Regions from separate parts of the Homo sapiens genome. Here region 2 is linked to region 1. A link is an interaction called in ENCODE POLR2A ChIA-PET data of the cell type or tissue named here. Cell type or tissue: B cell. All regions are shown on one strand. Links, peaks and the distances in the headings refer to the core of each region. The heading gives the core; the rest is flanking DNA.

Evidence for each region. Peaks named below come from ENCODE experiments on the same cell type or tissue, not always from the same donor. Only the 100,000 strongest peaks of a DNase experiment are listed, where the experiment ranks them.
Region 2: POLR2A ChIA-PET joins it to region 1 with 7 read pairs; 3 of 35 experiments call an interaction of 5 or more read pairs at or near these places.

What each region holds. Positions count from the first base shown.
Region 1 is chr5:133,553,120-133,560,616 of GRCh38, forward strand. The region is part of intron 3 of FSTL4 (follistatin like 4); the gene reads right to left. Among named protein-coding and RNA genes, the nearest start is that of FSTL4, 56 kb to the right of the region's middle. In B cell, for the core only: no CTCF peak of the experiment used is centred there; no DNase peak of the experiment used is centred there; H3K27me3 peaks cover 363 bases.
Region 2 is chr5:133,957,457-133,964,953 of GRCh38, forward strand. C5orf15 (chromosome 5 open reading frame 15) reads right to left here. Exons shown (of 3, transcript NM_020199.3): 2 at 2,038-2,564. Among named protein-coding and RNA genes, the nearest start is that of C5orf15, 7.4 kb to the right of the region's middle. RefSeq lists enhancers at 5-54, 65-114. In B cell, for the core only: no CTCF peak of the experiment used is centred there; no DNase peak of the experiment used is centred there; H3K27ac peaks cover 4,151 bases.

The DNA.
Region 1 (7,497 bases), core at 909-5,908:
CGGGAGAGAGGGTGAGTCCCGCGGTACCCGGAACCCACAGTCTGTATCAAGAGGGAGGAAGCCTAGGCTTGTCCAAGACTAATAGCCTGGACCAGCATCTTCCCCTCTTTTCCGAGGCATGGCAGCATCTTCTCAGTGTCTTGTCTCGGACGTTTCTTTTCCATTTCCCTCTGTCCTCCACATGTTCCCCTCCCATCAAGCACAGCTATGGATGCGCCTGCTCTTCCTAAGCTTTTCAAGGACTGTCCATTTAGAAGTGACCTTGCAGACTTGCCTTAGAGCTGAGAGTCCTCAGGACAAGGGTCCTAGCAAAGCTACAGTAGCAAGACACAGGGACATCCCACCACAAAGGAATGAATATTTAGGTACAGTGAGGTCAATAAATAAGTCACCAACTTACTGAAACGCCCAGCAAACCAAATCACAAATCCTTTCAAAGCTGTGTCTTCTCATTTCTAAAACAGAATATCACACTATCTGGCTACATTGGACTATTGTGAGTGTTAAAATAAGTGAACTTAGCATAGCATATGGCATATGGTGGAGGCTTTAATAACAACAGTTGTCATCATGTGCCCCCTCCCATATAATCTCCGATCCCCTAAGGCAGGAAAACAAAACACTTAGAAATAACTTAAACGAAAGTCAAAACATAGAACTTAACTAGAAAACTCAGTTAGCCAGGACCCCCATCACTAGGATATGGCGGCTAAGTCTCTGGGATATGTTGGACACTGTGCCACCCTACAGAGAAGGGAGAACCTGGACTCAGGGGTGGGAGGCAAGGAAAGGAAGCAAGAAAAACAACCCAGAGAGCCCTGAGAACTAAGAGCACTGGCTTAGAGCCCCAAATCCCTCCTCTGCTACTCACTAGCCCCCTGGGACCTCAGGCACGTCACTGTACCTGTTCAAGCCTACCTCATCTATACAAATAAGGGGTGACCCTGTGGGGCCTTTGATCTGGAGTTGGATCATTTGGATGATTCCATGAATGGTAGAGACTAGAAGCAAGCCCGACCTTGCAAGGAGGGAATGGTCACCGCCATGCCCAGCATTCAGGCAGGCTGCTTGGTGGACAGAGTGCAGTCGTGAAGACTGGCTACGCAGCTGACCTTTGGGAAATCCAGACAGAGAGCCTGGGGAGATGGGGGGGAGGTGCCTGGACCACAGTGGTGGGCACATCTAGTGCTCTCTCAAGTCATCTACATGGGCCTCTGCTGCGGGTAGCATGTTTCTCGCTATATTTCAAATGTCTCTGATCCATGACACTCGCGTCCTAATGGATCCTGCTGTCAGCAATGGATGAGCATTGAGCTAATAGATGTCAAACAGCATTTACATTTCTGAAATGGCTTCATCTGCTCCCTCTCCCAGGACTCTCCAAAGTGAAATTTGAAATGTGGACAGACGGGTCAGCTCTGGACAGCTCCACTTCCAGAATTCTCGTGGGCAAGAAACAATTATTTATTTTTTCCTAAACAGACAGACAGTGCTGAGCTTATTCAACAACAACAAGCTGCTTTTCAACCTTGTCTTCTTGGAAAGGCATGCAATTTCCTAAGAGGCACATGGAAATATCTGTCACCTTGTAGTTTAAATAGCATTCATTCATTCATTCAAAGCACACTCACAATGAATTATCTTGTTCATTAGAAATTCTGCAGAAGACCAGTGAGAGGTTTGGATTGGAGAGAGCATGGGGGAGTTTAGCATCTGCGATGCGGTACGAGAATCAAACCGCGCTGCTAGATTCACCCAAGCACCCTCTGCATATTGACGGCAGGGTCAGAATGGTATTCTCAGTCTGGGTTTCAGTAGCAGGGACATCTGTAGCTATCAGAAAATGCTGCAGAATCATCTGTCTAGGGACCATCTGTATTTGGGGGTTATTCCAATGTAGCACCTGACACATGATAATGAATGGATTTTTCTGGCTCTCTCTGGCTCTATTTTAAACTGTCATCATTTTAAACCATGAAATATGTCAAGTGATAATTAAACCTCACCACAGACAGGTACTGTGAAAATGATTAACTTTTACCATTTCCTCCATACACATTTTGAATATTTTGAATACCCCAGGTATGGGATCATTACATTGACAGATGAGAGAAGTCATCTTTACAATAATTTATTTTTAAAAGAACCAAAACAGGACTGAAAATTCTGTGTTTTCCCATTGGGTCTTAATTTGAAAACTTCTGCCATAAACTCTTATTTTCAGAGGAAGCCTTGGTGGGAGTAATACAGAACTGGACGCTATAATCTCCAACTCTGCCTCAATTAGCTGTGTGACCCGGGGCAAGTCCCTTGCCATCTCTGAGTATCAGTCTCCTCCTCTGTCAAATACCAATGACCATATCTTCACTCTTCCCAACTCACAGGCTTTCTTGAGCATATTAAATGAGAGGACAAATGGGAAAGCTCTTTGAGAGCAAAAGGCACACCGGTTACACTATTTGAATGTAAGGTATTATTTTAAATTCCGTATAAAGGGGAAAAAAGTAATATGCCAGCACAGCTTTACAGGCCTACTGTTTTTAAAAAATAAACACACACACACAAAACAGAAACCTCAACTCATTTTATTTTCCGCTGAAGTTTCTGAGCAGGAGATTAGATCTGACCCTATCAAATCAACGTCCCCTCTGAGCCACAGGACTCCCATTTTGTGTCCAAACATGCAGGGGCTCACACAAATGATAAAAATTCAAATGAAGCAGCCAAGCAGCTGGATGGGAATGTTGCTTCCAGCAAAAAGGGAGAGCAAATAACTGCTAAAATTAGTAAAGCGAATAGACTGAAATATATTTTTACCCCCCACAACGCATTGCCCAGACCCGTGGGTTTTTTACAGGCCTATTTCTTCTGAAGTTGGGGTTCTCTACTCCCCTTTGGTAGCAGCAGCAAGACACAGCTCCCCGAGATGGGAGGTTGGGGGAGGTCCCAGGACCTCTGACTCTGCAGGCATGCTGACTGTAGAACAATGAATCCACATTTTTGAATACGAATATTTCAATCAGAATTACACAAACATTATCAGATTCCCACAGAATGTATCTTCCTGAATGACCTCAGTGAAGCCCATTTTAATTCTTTGATCAATTTCCTACAGAGTACAAAAGGTCCTCATTTTTTAAATTTACAAAATAAGATTGCAATGCCTATCTCAGAGGTTGTTTATGAAGATTAAATAAGAAGTTGAATGTGAAAATGTTTCCATTTCCAATCTACAGAATTTATAGTAAAGGACTAAAACTTTTGCCTCTAAATTGTCTTGAATGTGTGGACACATAGGAAATTACTTACTAAAAAGTGGCTCCTGGCGGGGTGCGGTGGCTCATACCTGTAATCCCAACACTTTGGGAGGCTGAGGCAGGTGGATCACCAGAGGTCAGGAGTTCGAGACCAGCCTGGCCAACTTGGTGAAACCCCGTCTCTACCAAAAAATACAAAAATTATCTGGGCGTGGTGGTGCATGCCTGTAATCTCAGTTACTCTGGAGGCTGAGGAAAGAGAATCGCTTGAACCCAGGAGGCAGAGGTTGCAAAAAGTTCAGGGCTCCTGAACAGCAGCCCTGGTTATAGGTGAGGTCCATCCCCCATCCTGTGTTCCTGTCTGCCACCCCATGCCCATTTAGAAGCAGCCAGCCCAGCGAGCCTCCACCAACCCCTTCCCAAGAAAGAGGGTGATCTCTTAGGAAAAGTGGAAAATAAAAGCTTCTGACAAACATCATCAAGGAAAGGACTGAAGCCACTGCCAGGTGAGGGGCTTGCTCATTCACTTTTCTCTCTATTTTGGGTGATTTCATCATTTGATGTTCATTTGCTTTTCATCCTTATGTGCTTTGGCTAAAGTGCTAAAGAAAGGATGTCATGTTTGGGGTAAAACCCCTCTCAAGTTTCGGCTGGTGAATGCTTGATGCACCTCCCCAGGTACCTCCTGCAGCTACCCTAGGGGACAGGGCAAAAGAACAAGGTGAAAGAACCCAATCGCTGGAGGCAGCTGTGATTTGAAACAACAAAAAAGTGCCCTTTATTTGTCATCAGGGACTTGAGTTCAAACTCACACTCTGTTAGAAGCTTCTGTGACCTTGGGTCAACTGCTTAATCTCTTAGCCTTGGATTCCTTCTGAAGACAGAAGAGAGCACCTCCCCCCTGAAACGCTAGGTGAATGTTTGCTGATTCTTAGCCTGCTTTTCAGGCACTCAGAATCCTTTTAGGGGTGGAGAGTGAGAGACACCCAGATGTGAAATCATTAAGTAGACGTTAATATGCTTAGAGAATTTCCTTTTACCTTCCTGCTTCTGTGTCCCTTATTCAGACCCAATTGCCATTTGGGGATCCACCTTCCTCCCACTCTCACTTCATGATATCCTGACCAGCGGTATGGCTGGTGACTTCAGGAAACCCAACAGCACACAGCATTAATTAAGTGCATGAATCACATGACCTGAGTCTGTCCAATCCCAGTGAGCTTTAGCACTTTTGTGGGATACACTGGACTAGAGGCCATCTGTCTTCCACTGGACCTGGAGCTGTGAGGAGGGGAGGCTGGCACTCACCATGAAGGGGAACCCCCAGAGAGGGGCAAAATGGAGGGAGAAGCCAGGTCCTTACACTCCATATCAAGTATATCTGAAGCCCAGCACTCCTCACCTTCCACCCTCACTGGACTATCCAATTACATAAGCCATAAGTCCTCTTTTTGTTTGAGCTAGTTGGGTTGGGGTTTGTTATTTGCAACAAAAACGTCACCACTGGTACAGTGTGCCCTTAAAAGTCAAAGGGGACCCTCTGCTGAGACAGCCATGCTTTGGAAAAAAGATCCTGAAACTTCACCTCCACCAGAACATTCAGAGAGTTGTTCTCCCAGATTCCAACATCAATTACACTGAACAAATGCTCTCTCTATGTTGCGGACCCAACTGAGAGGTGGCTGGCCATGGTGCAGGTACACCAGGTAGACATCTGTCTGCAGGACGCTTGGGCATCTTCTCAACTGACTCATCTATAAGGGCAGGGACTATGCCGGGTCATCTCTGCACACCAAACTCCAATCAGCCCAAGGAAACTTCTATAAGCAACCAATAAAACCTCAACAAACTCTGAGAATCGTATTCACCTTTCCAGAGGAGTCATTTCTCCAATGCAAGTAGTAGTTATCAAACTAGAGTCCCAGATATTGTTTTTGAGGCACTGATGAGGTGAGAGAGCCATTGAGGGGCAGAGAATGGAGCTGAGAAGCTGGAGCCCCGAAGAACAGGGTAGGGGCAATCACTGGCTTGCAGTACATGGGAGAACCAGCTCTGTGCACCATCCAACTGCACTGACTGCGCTCAGACCCCGGCCCAGGTCTCCCCACTATTGGCTGCACTCTTATCCCGGAAGGCTGTGGGTCACTGTCTCCATGGAGCCAGTGCCCATCCTACCTGCTCATTTCTGGGACACACGCTCCCTGACTTCCTGGAGAGTTCAAAGCAACATTCAACATTTTGTGAAAAGGTTTTTGTTTTTTTTTTTCTTTTTAATGCAGGCCCTGACGCATTTCTTGGAACCCAATGGCAACCTTGGCCAAGAAATATAACCCAAATAAGAGCATGTAGAGACCAGTGGGGTGCGTTAGAATGCACAGGATTTTCCAACCCTGGTTGCCTGATCTGCCAAGACACTGTGGCTTATTCACCAAGCCCAACTTGTACACCTTGGAAGCCCTCACCACAGCCACAGGAGAGAAATGGGCCAAATGCAGAGTGAGTGAGGCCAATCAGGAGAGAGAGTGTTGGCAGGTCTTGCTGATTTAGAGGAGAGGTCTCCCCTTACAGATTATTTCCAGTCCTGGCTCTGCTCCAGCTGAAGCAGAGAGATTAAAGATTTGTTAAAAAAACAACACAATCTTAAAATAATGAAAAGACAGGTTTGTTGTTTTTTACAAAAGAGCTTTAAAAGATGAACTCATTTTGATGAAAAGAATAGAATTAGAACATAATGGTCAGTTGCATCCTGTACTTCGTTTCCTAATAAAGAAAGATTGCCAAGCAGCAATGAGATAAAAGAGACAGAAACAAATGATTTTAACTCACAGATAATTAACCCCAGAGGCTGGTGGATAGCACATTAATATGCTGGGGCAAATAGCTTAATGAGGTTTGAAAAGGGCTTCAGTGTTTATATGAAGAAGATAATTTCAAGGGTTCCTGAAAAGCAAAGAAATGCCTCTGGCTTGGGGACTGGTCAAGTAACGAAGATGACAAATGTCAAGCTTAACTTCTGCTGGGATCTGAGAGATGAGGGTGAGTCTCCTGGGTAGGGTGGGGACCTCAGCAGGTATACAGGGAGCACCATCATCTCTCTCCACTTGTCCTGGAGGGGCAGGATCAGCGTGCTTCAGGCTGGCTGACACCATCCTGTCTTTTGGTCCTTAGGAATGTGCAGTGGTTCATACCCTTTAGGGGTCATGACCTCTTCGACAATGTGACTCTTCCCCACAAATTCCAGATAGTGACCTATGCCCAAATATTGCAATGCAACCTCTAAGGAGACCGCTAGGCAAGCACGAGTGATTAGGGGTTCATTATCCTGCCCACACCGACCTATAGCTTGCCCGTCATAACCACAGAGGTTTAGCTCATGTGCATGAACACAGTTTAAGCTCCTTCTAGCAGAGGGACCCACAAGTTGTTAGAAAGGGCAGAGGAGCTCTCTGAGGATGGTAGTTAAGGAAAGTGAGCATTCCCAGGGACTGGTGGGAAGAGCAAGCTCAGCAAATAGGACCAGGTATCCTGGAGCTATGGGGTTCACAGTCAAACAACCTGGAAGGCCCTGTATCTGTGATCTGACCTTTGTGAGAAACGGAGAGATGACATAAAGCCAAGTCAGCCCTGGGACATGCCAGGCATCTAACACTTTTTCAGTGCCCACTCTGTGTCAGGGACAGGGGACCCTGGGAGGCAGACATCTGACCCCTGCGTTTCCAAAACTTGTGCCTGCACAGCAGCATGAGAGCTGTCCCAGGGCAAAGGCTACAGGTACCAGGTGAGTGGCGCTGTGGCTCTTGGGGAGGATTTACATACCTCAGGTTCGGATAGCATCACTGGCAGATCCATCGTGAGCCCTGAGCTATCCACCACAAGGTCCTGCTGCCTCCAATCCCTGGAGAGAGCTGAGCTCAGCCAGAGGATGGGATGGTTTATATCTGTAATGCTTAAGGATGATTTCTGACACCAGTGCTCAGAAAGCCCCTGATCTTGGGAGAGAAGTTTATGTTTGTCTTTAAGTCTCACTCTATCTCCCAGGTTGGAGTGCAGTGGTGTGATCTCGGCTCACTGCAACCTCTGCCTCCTGGGTTCAAGTGATTCTCCTGCCTCCTGAGTAGCTGGGACTACAGGCATGCACCAACATGCTTGGCTAATTTTTTGTATTTTTAGTAGAGACGGGGTTTTCACCATGCTGGCCAGGTTGGTCTTGAACTCCTAACCTTGCAATCTGGCCACCTCG
Region 2 (7,497 bases), core at 972-5,971, 400 kb after region 1:
TAAAGACTCAGATTCCTAGGCTCTATCTTCAGAGACTGAGTTAGTACTTGAGGTAGAGCCCAGGAACCTACTTGTTTAACAAGTCCCTTTGATGTTCATAATAGAGATGGCCAAACACTAAACAGTGGGATATAATATCAGCAGCACTCAAGGTTCTGTCTACCCATAAACACTTACAAAGCTAGCAATATAGCACTAAATACAAATAACCAGAAGAGTTGGTTGGTTTGCTTTTTTTTGAACTATTATTAGAGTCACTGATTCTCAAAGCAGGAAGGCATTTTGAAATTATCAGGTCCAGTTTCACTATTTGTCAGGTAAGGAAATCAAGGCCCCGAAGGGGAAGGTGGCTTACAGTGTTACAAAGCAAGTTACAATAAAGTCAAGAACTGAGACTTCCTGACCAGTAAGTATTAAAAAGGAACTGTGTGTTTGATCTCCCTTTAAGGATTTTAAAAGGCTTAACTATTCAGCTTTGGGACTGTAGAGTGCCAACATGTACCCTCACACTAAATGTGATGTATCCTGTCCTACAGATGTCTCTTGTGCCTCATGTAATCCAGCAAACTGGTAACAGCACAGAAATGTTCATCACAATATTATTTCTGAACCAAAAATTGTAAACCATGAATCTAGTATGTTTTTAGCCAGGCACAGTGGCTCACGCCTATAATCTCAATTACTTGGGAGGCTGAAGTGGGAGGATTACTTGAGGCCAGGAGTTCACCAGCGTGGACAACATAGCAAGATCCTGTCTCAAAAAAAAATAATGTTTTTAAAGAATATTAAGGATATGGAAAATGCTCATGATTGGTCAGGACATAAAACTCTATGAGATAGCTGGGTGCAGTGGCTCATGCCTGTAATCCCAGCGTTTTGGGAGGCTGAAGTGGGTGGATCACTTGAGGCCAGGAGTTTGAGACCAGCCTGGCCAACATGGCAAAACCCCGTCTCTACTAAAAATACGAAAATTAGCCAGGCGTGGTGGCCTGCGCCTGTAGTCCCAGTTACTCAAGAGGCTGAGCCATGAAAATCGCTTGAACCTGGGAGGTGGAGGTTGCAGTGAGCCGAGATCGCACCACTGCTCTCCAGCCTGGGAGACAAAGTGAAGCTCTGTCTCAAAAAAAAAAAAAAAAAAAAAAAAAAAACTCTGTGAGATAAAATTCCTTAAAAATCATTACATACACCTATATGTATAAATTATATGCACATTTATAGACCAGAAATACACCAAAACGTTAATGCTGAGAAGTAGTTTAAATTTTCTTTTCTAAACTCTTCTGTTTTCTGAATTCCCTAAAATAAATGTGTAACACTTTATAACCAGAAAAAAAATCAAAAGATTAAGTTCAATGTTAATAAATTAAAAGACAAATATTAAATTAACATTTTCTCCACAAGTATTCCTACTGAAGTAATGATGCCAAATTAAGACATAAACTCTTAAAAAAAAAATCACTGGGCTTTGGTATTACTCATTAAGAAATAGGACTATTTCTTTTTTTAGAAGTACATACATTCAAGCATTCTGTCTGCAGTGTGTTAAAATACACAATAGATTTACATGCTGATTAGACATCTCAATATTTTACTATGAATTTAAACTTCACTGAAAAAAAGGAAAGAGGGCTGGGCATGGTGGCTCATGTCTGTAATCCCAACACTTTGGGAGGCCGAGGCGGGAGGACTGCTTGAGCCTGGGAGTTCAAGAACAGCCTGGGCAAAATAGCGACACCTCGTCTCTACAAACAATAATTTTTAAAATTTTAATTTAATAATTTTTAAAAATTAGCCAGGTGTGGTAGTGTGAATCTGTAGTCCCACCAACTCGACAGGCTGAGGCAAGAGAATCACTTAAGCCTAGGAGGTCGAGGCTCCAGTGAGCTGTGATTGTGCCACTGTACTCCAGCTTGGTTGACAGAGTGAAACCCACTACACTTTTTTTTGCAAAAAAAAAAAAAAAAAAAAAAAAGAACCATGAATCATCAAAAGCATTATGACTGAAATAATAAAGGGCTAAAAAAATCCCAAACCTACCTTCCTTTTGTTGTGATATGTAATGTAAACAACAGCAATGCAAAAAGCAAAAATAATAAGATGAAAAAAGAAATGGCTGTCTTCCTCTTCTATATTTGAGGATGGCATCTTAAAAGATTTCACTGACTGTTCAATTTCCATGTAACCCCTGTTTTCTTCCAAGGTGTCATCAGACTCGTCGTCGTCCCTGGGGCCCGTGGTCCAGTCATAGTCTGGTTCTCCATAATCGCCATTGTCTAGAGTGTCTTTGGCTGTGGATGGAGAACTGTTCAGCATGAGAAGATCCTCCTCCTCTATACTAGGATCTTCATTGTTATCAGCTTCCTCTTGAGACAGAGGAGTAGGCGAGGGATGAGGGACCACAGATGCTCCTCCACTTTTCTTGGTACTCGTCGTGGGAGGGAGGGTGGTGCTGATTTGGGAAATAGAAGGTTTGGTTTGGTTTTCATGTGTTAAAGCATTCACATTTGGGGTAGAAATATGTGAGTTGAGTACGGTTGGGCTCGGTGAATCAGTCCGTGATACAACTGAAACAAACAAAGAATATCAAACTGAAATCTCCAACTTTATCTCCACCAAGCTAAAAGCATATTTACCCAAATTTTACACTAAGCATTTCTCTCTGCTACATTCCTATAACTTTCTCGAAAACTAGTTATTAAGTCTCAATAGCCAGCATTCAGTTACATTTCTTCTTAGTCAGTTATTCTTCAGATAATAATTGCTTTGCTAGATACTAACAATTTAAGCAGCATAAAAGACCTACTGCATCATACAGCCTGCCACCAAAAGAAAAGAAAAAGGGCTGACTTTAAGTCACGATGGCAAAGTTCACATACAGCCCTCACCCATCCCCTCTGTTTTCATTTCATAAAGGGTGTGGATTTCAGTTACCTTGTCCAGACTTTACCTGATCCCTAGAACAGACCAAAAAGTGGCTGATTCTCACTCAAGTAGGTCCCAAAAAAGATATGGAGTTTGGACCTAAATACTTTCAACACAACATAACAAATTCAGGGGAAGCTATAGGCATGCTGTAGATAGTAATTCTAAGTGATACTTGAACTAGAGGACTCCCTCTCCTAAATTCAAAAAAAAAGAAGGATCCTTACAAAGAAGAAAAAACTTCTAAAGGAGAAGCATCCGAAACGGGAACCTGAGAGCTAAGTGACAACTAGACTATTTTGAAGATGAGGGAAGGCATCTAGGTATAGCAAATGACACCAAATACACACACATTCTTATTTCCCTGTGCTGCTACCTACTCAGCATAGTTTACTAAAGGTAAAATTCTTTACATAAGAATTCTTACTATTCTTTTACCAAGAAGAATGAATAGAGGAAGATTCCAGAGGAATCCCTGCCGAAATTTAACCATCTCTAATTTATAATCTAATGTAGTATCTGTTGAAGAACTTCAAGGACCTCTACTACACTAAAAAAATAAAAAAAAAAAACCTCTGTCATGTAGATCTAAACATATTCAGACAATATTTTAAAGTCTATCACATTAAAGTAAAATATTTTATAGGGGTAAGATTAAACCAAGTCATTCTAGTGCTTTCACAAACATGTGCATTCACACAAGTTAACAATCCAACAGACAACCCTTTCTTCATGTGAATACACTCTGGTTTGTGTACCACAGTTGACATCCATTTTGTGTAGAAAAAAAAAGAAATAGCTGGTGTCAATTAGAATGAACAGAGGATCTCAGAAAAATAATGTAGTCAGTTAGTAAAAAAAAAAAAAAAAAAAAAAAAAAAAAAAGGCCAGGCCCTGTGGCTCACGCCTGTAATCCCAGCACTTTGGGAGGCCGAGGCAGGCTGAACATGAGGTCAGGAGCTCGAGACCATCCTGGCTAACATGATGAAACCCGGTCTCTACTAAAAAATACAAAAAATTAGCCAGGCATGGTGGCAGGCACCTGTAGTCCCAGCTACTCGGGAGGCTGAGGCAGGACAATGGCGTGAACCTGGGAGGTGGAGGTTGCAGTGAGCCGAGATGGCGCCACTGCACTCTAGCCTGGCCGACAGAGCAAGACCACATCTCAAAAAAAAAAAAAAAAAACCAATAAATTAGTAAAACTCTCTTTTTCCCTTTTTTTTTTTTGACAGGGTCTCACTCTGTTGCCCAGGCTGAAATGCAGTAGCACAAACATAGCTCACTGTAGCCTCGACCTCCTGGTTTCAAGCCCCCCATGTAGCTGGGACCACAGGCACATGCTACCCTGCCTGGCTTTTTTTATTTTTCATATATTTGTCCAATGCCATATGCAATTTTTTTTTTTTTTTGAGACAGCATCTTGCCATGTTGCCCAGGCTGCTCTCATATTCCAGGGTTCAAGAAATCCTCCCACCTTGGCCTCCCAAAGTACTGGGATTACAGTAAAACTCTTAAAACATTTTCAATAATTGAGTTCCTTGAAATTTTTTACTGGAAGAAAAGAGAAATAAACAGGACCTACAACTCAGTACATTACTCAGAAAACTACTAACAGGAATTTCTGAAAATAATTTTTGCATTTATCACTTCAACTTAGTTATAATTCAAGAATTTAAAAATTATTATTTTCTGATACATTTAATTTTCCTGCCAAAGTACAAAAAACATGTTTTAAAATAAAATTTAAAATTGAAATAAGTGGGAGCCAACTAACTAAACTTAACTTTTAAAAGAACAATTTTTCCATGGGTAAGTACCTTTAAAGGACACAAGCTGATAGGGTGGGAATAATTATAAAGAAATTTCCACCACGCAGTATAGAATTCACAGTCATCAGCAAATCCCTTCTTTCACCCTTTGCTTTCTTGTTATTACTGAAACCTGACTCTCCCTTAAGGACACATTTTCCTTTCAGCCTGTTTAAGTAATAGCTGTTTTTTCTCCCACATCCTTGAACCACTGAATCTCAAGGAGGCACAGTTCTCCTCCTCATTGCCCTTTTCAGACCATTCTCCCGTTCTTCTCCCTAAATGCCTCTAGCTTTGATTCTCTTATCTTAAGCTATAATGCACTAACTTACTTTCATCCAACTCCAAAGTCATGCCCCCTAATTCTTAATGATCTTTAGCTCCTGGCTCTAGAGTTCACTCCATCTAAGACAAGTACTCCTGCCTTGATTTCAAAATCTTTGACCTCCTCTCTTCTCATGAGCTAGCCCTCCTCTTTACCTCAGCCACTCACTCCCAGAGTCATTATTTATTATCACAATTCTTCCATAATCTCAATTTCATGCATTCTACTTGCTGGCAAGACCTCCTATCCTTCCAGTTCATTCCCTGGTATTCTCAATCCATAAACACCTACAACCCTCTAATCCTTTTCATTCCCTTACGGTCACCATCAAAACTTGCCCAATACACTCTCTTCTCTCTTTATTCAGATTCAATTCTGTGTCAGCTATTATAATTGCTTATAATCACTCTCTTACATCCATCTTCAATTCCCTTCCCCCTTGTCCACTTTGACCCATTCACTTGGTGAGACTACACTCATCCCTAGTTATTAATAAATCAAGCTCTCTGACTACTCACATCTGCACCCAGCAGCTGAACATGGCTAGAAAAAATATACAACCATGCCACTGTTTTCATTTCATTTTAAATTCAATGCCAAAGATTCAGGTGTATGTTTAAAGCTGTTGGCAATTAAAATTGTTGGCAATCATATTTTCCTAGTCCATTTACCCTTCTACTCTCTTAGGACACCAATCACATTTTCCTCTAACCACAAACTTCAAATGTCTTCTCTGTTATCCTCATTTTCAACTGATGACATCACTTCCTAACTTTTCTGAGAAAAATTAAAAGAACTTCCAAGAACGACCAGAATTCTAGACTCATAAATCCAACCACCTACTTGACATCTCCTCTTAGATGTCTGACATTCACATTAATATGTTCAAAATGAATTCTGGCTGGCTTTCAGGAAGACAAACACACTCTTCCCTGTTTCTCCCACTAAAAACAACTAAAAGCTCTGAACATTATGTATAAAATAACACAAGAACACTCTGAAAGGTGGAAAGAACTGGGTAGAACAGTTAGAGACCTCAGGATATGTGAAACAACATGGTGGTGACTTCCTTAGGTTTTTCTTTTTACCTCATATATCCCAGGCTAAAGACAAAAAATAAAAATGGCAGACTTCAGCTCTAACATATCCATAGTGCAGTAAATGTAAATGACCTAAATACATCAATTAAAAAACAGAGACTGGCAGACTCAACTACATGATGTCCATAGAAAGCTCATTTTATTTTTTTCTTTTTGAGACAGGGTCTCGCTTTGTCACTTAGGCTGGAGTGCTGCACAAACACATTCATAGCAGCTTTATTCATAATAGCCAAAAACTGGAAACAATCAGGCATCCTTCAACAGATAAATAAAGTGTAGTCTACCTATACCATAGAATATTACTCAGCAATTTAAAGGAACAAACAACCAGGACTGGTGGCTCACACCTGTAATCTGGGCACTTTGGGAGGCCAAGGCAGGTGGATCACAAGGTCAGGAGTTCGAGACCAGCCTGGCCAAAATGGTGAAACCCCATCTCTACCAAAAATACAAAAATTAGCTGGGTGTGGTGGTGTGCACCTACAATCCCAGCTACTCTGGAGGCTGAGACAGGAGAACTGCTTGAACCTGGGAGGCGGAGGTTGCAGTGAGCCGAGATCGTGCCATTGCACTCCAGCCTGGAGTGCAAGACTTACTCTCGAAAAAATAAAAGTTAAAATTTAAAAAGGAACAAACTATTGACACATGTAACAACCTAGGTGAATCTTCAGAGAATTATGCTAAGTGAAAAAAAGTCAATCCCAAAAGTTACATACTGTATTATTCCATTTATGTAAGATTCTCAAAATTACCAACTTATACAAATGGATAATTTGTGGTTACCAGGAGTTCAGGAGGGGTGAGGTAGGAGGGAAGTGGGGTGGCTTTATAAGGGCAATATGAGATATCCTTGTGGTGATGGTAATGCCCCGTATTTTGACTGTACCAATGTTAATATCCTGGTCGTGATATTGCACTATTGTTTTGAAAGACGTTACTATTAGGAAAACTGGGTAGGGGATATGCAGGATCTCTATATTATTTCTTACAACTGCCAAGTGAATCTATAATTATCTCAAAATAAGTTTAAATAAATTCCTATGCCCCACTCAAAAAACAAAAAAACTTGTTCTACTTAGTCTCCATCTCAATTAATGGCAACTACATCTTTGTAGTTACTAAAACTAAAAACCTTGGAGTTGTCATTTTTTTTAACATCCCACATCCAATCTGTTATTCTGACATATGCAGCATTTGAGGGCTTTTCACCCTCCACTGCTCCTGCCTCATCCAAGTAACCATTATCTCACATGGATTATTACAATAGCCTCCTAATTAATCTGCCTGCTTCCACCCTAACTTCTACTGTCTATACTCAACACAGCAGCCAGAGTCATTCTGT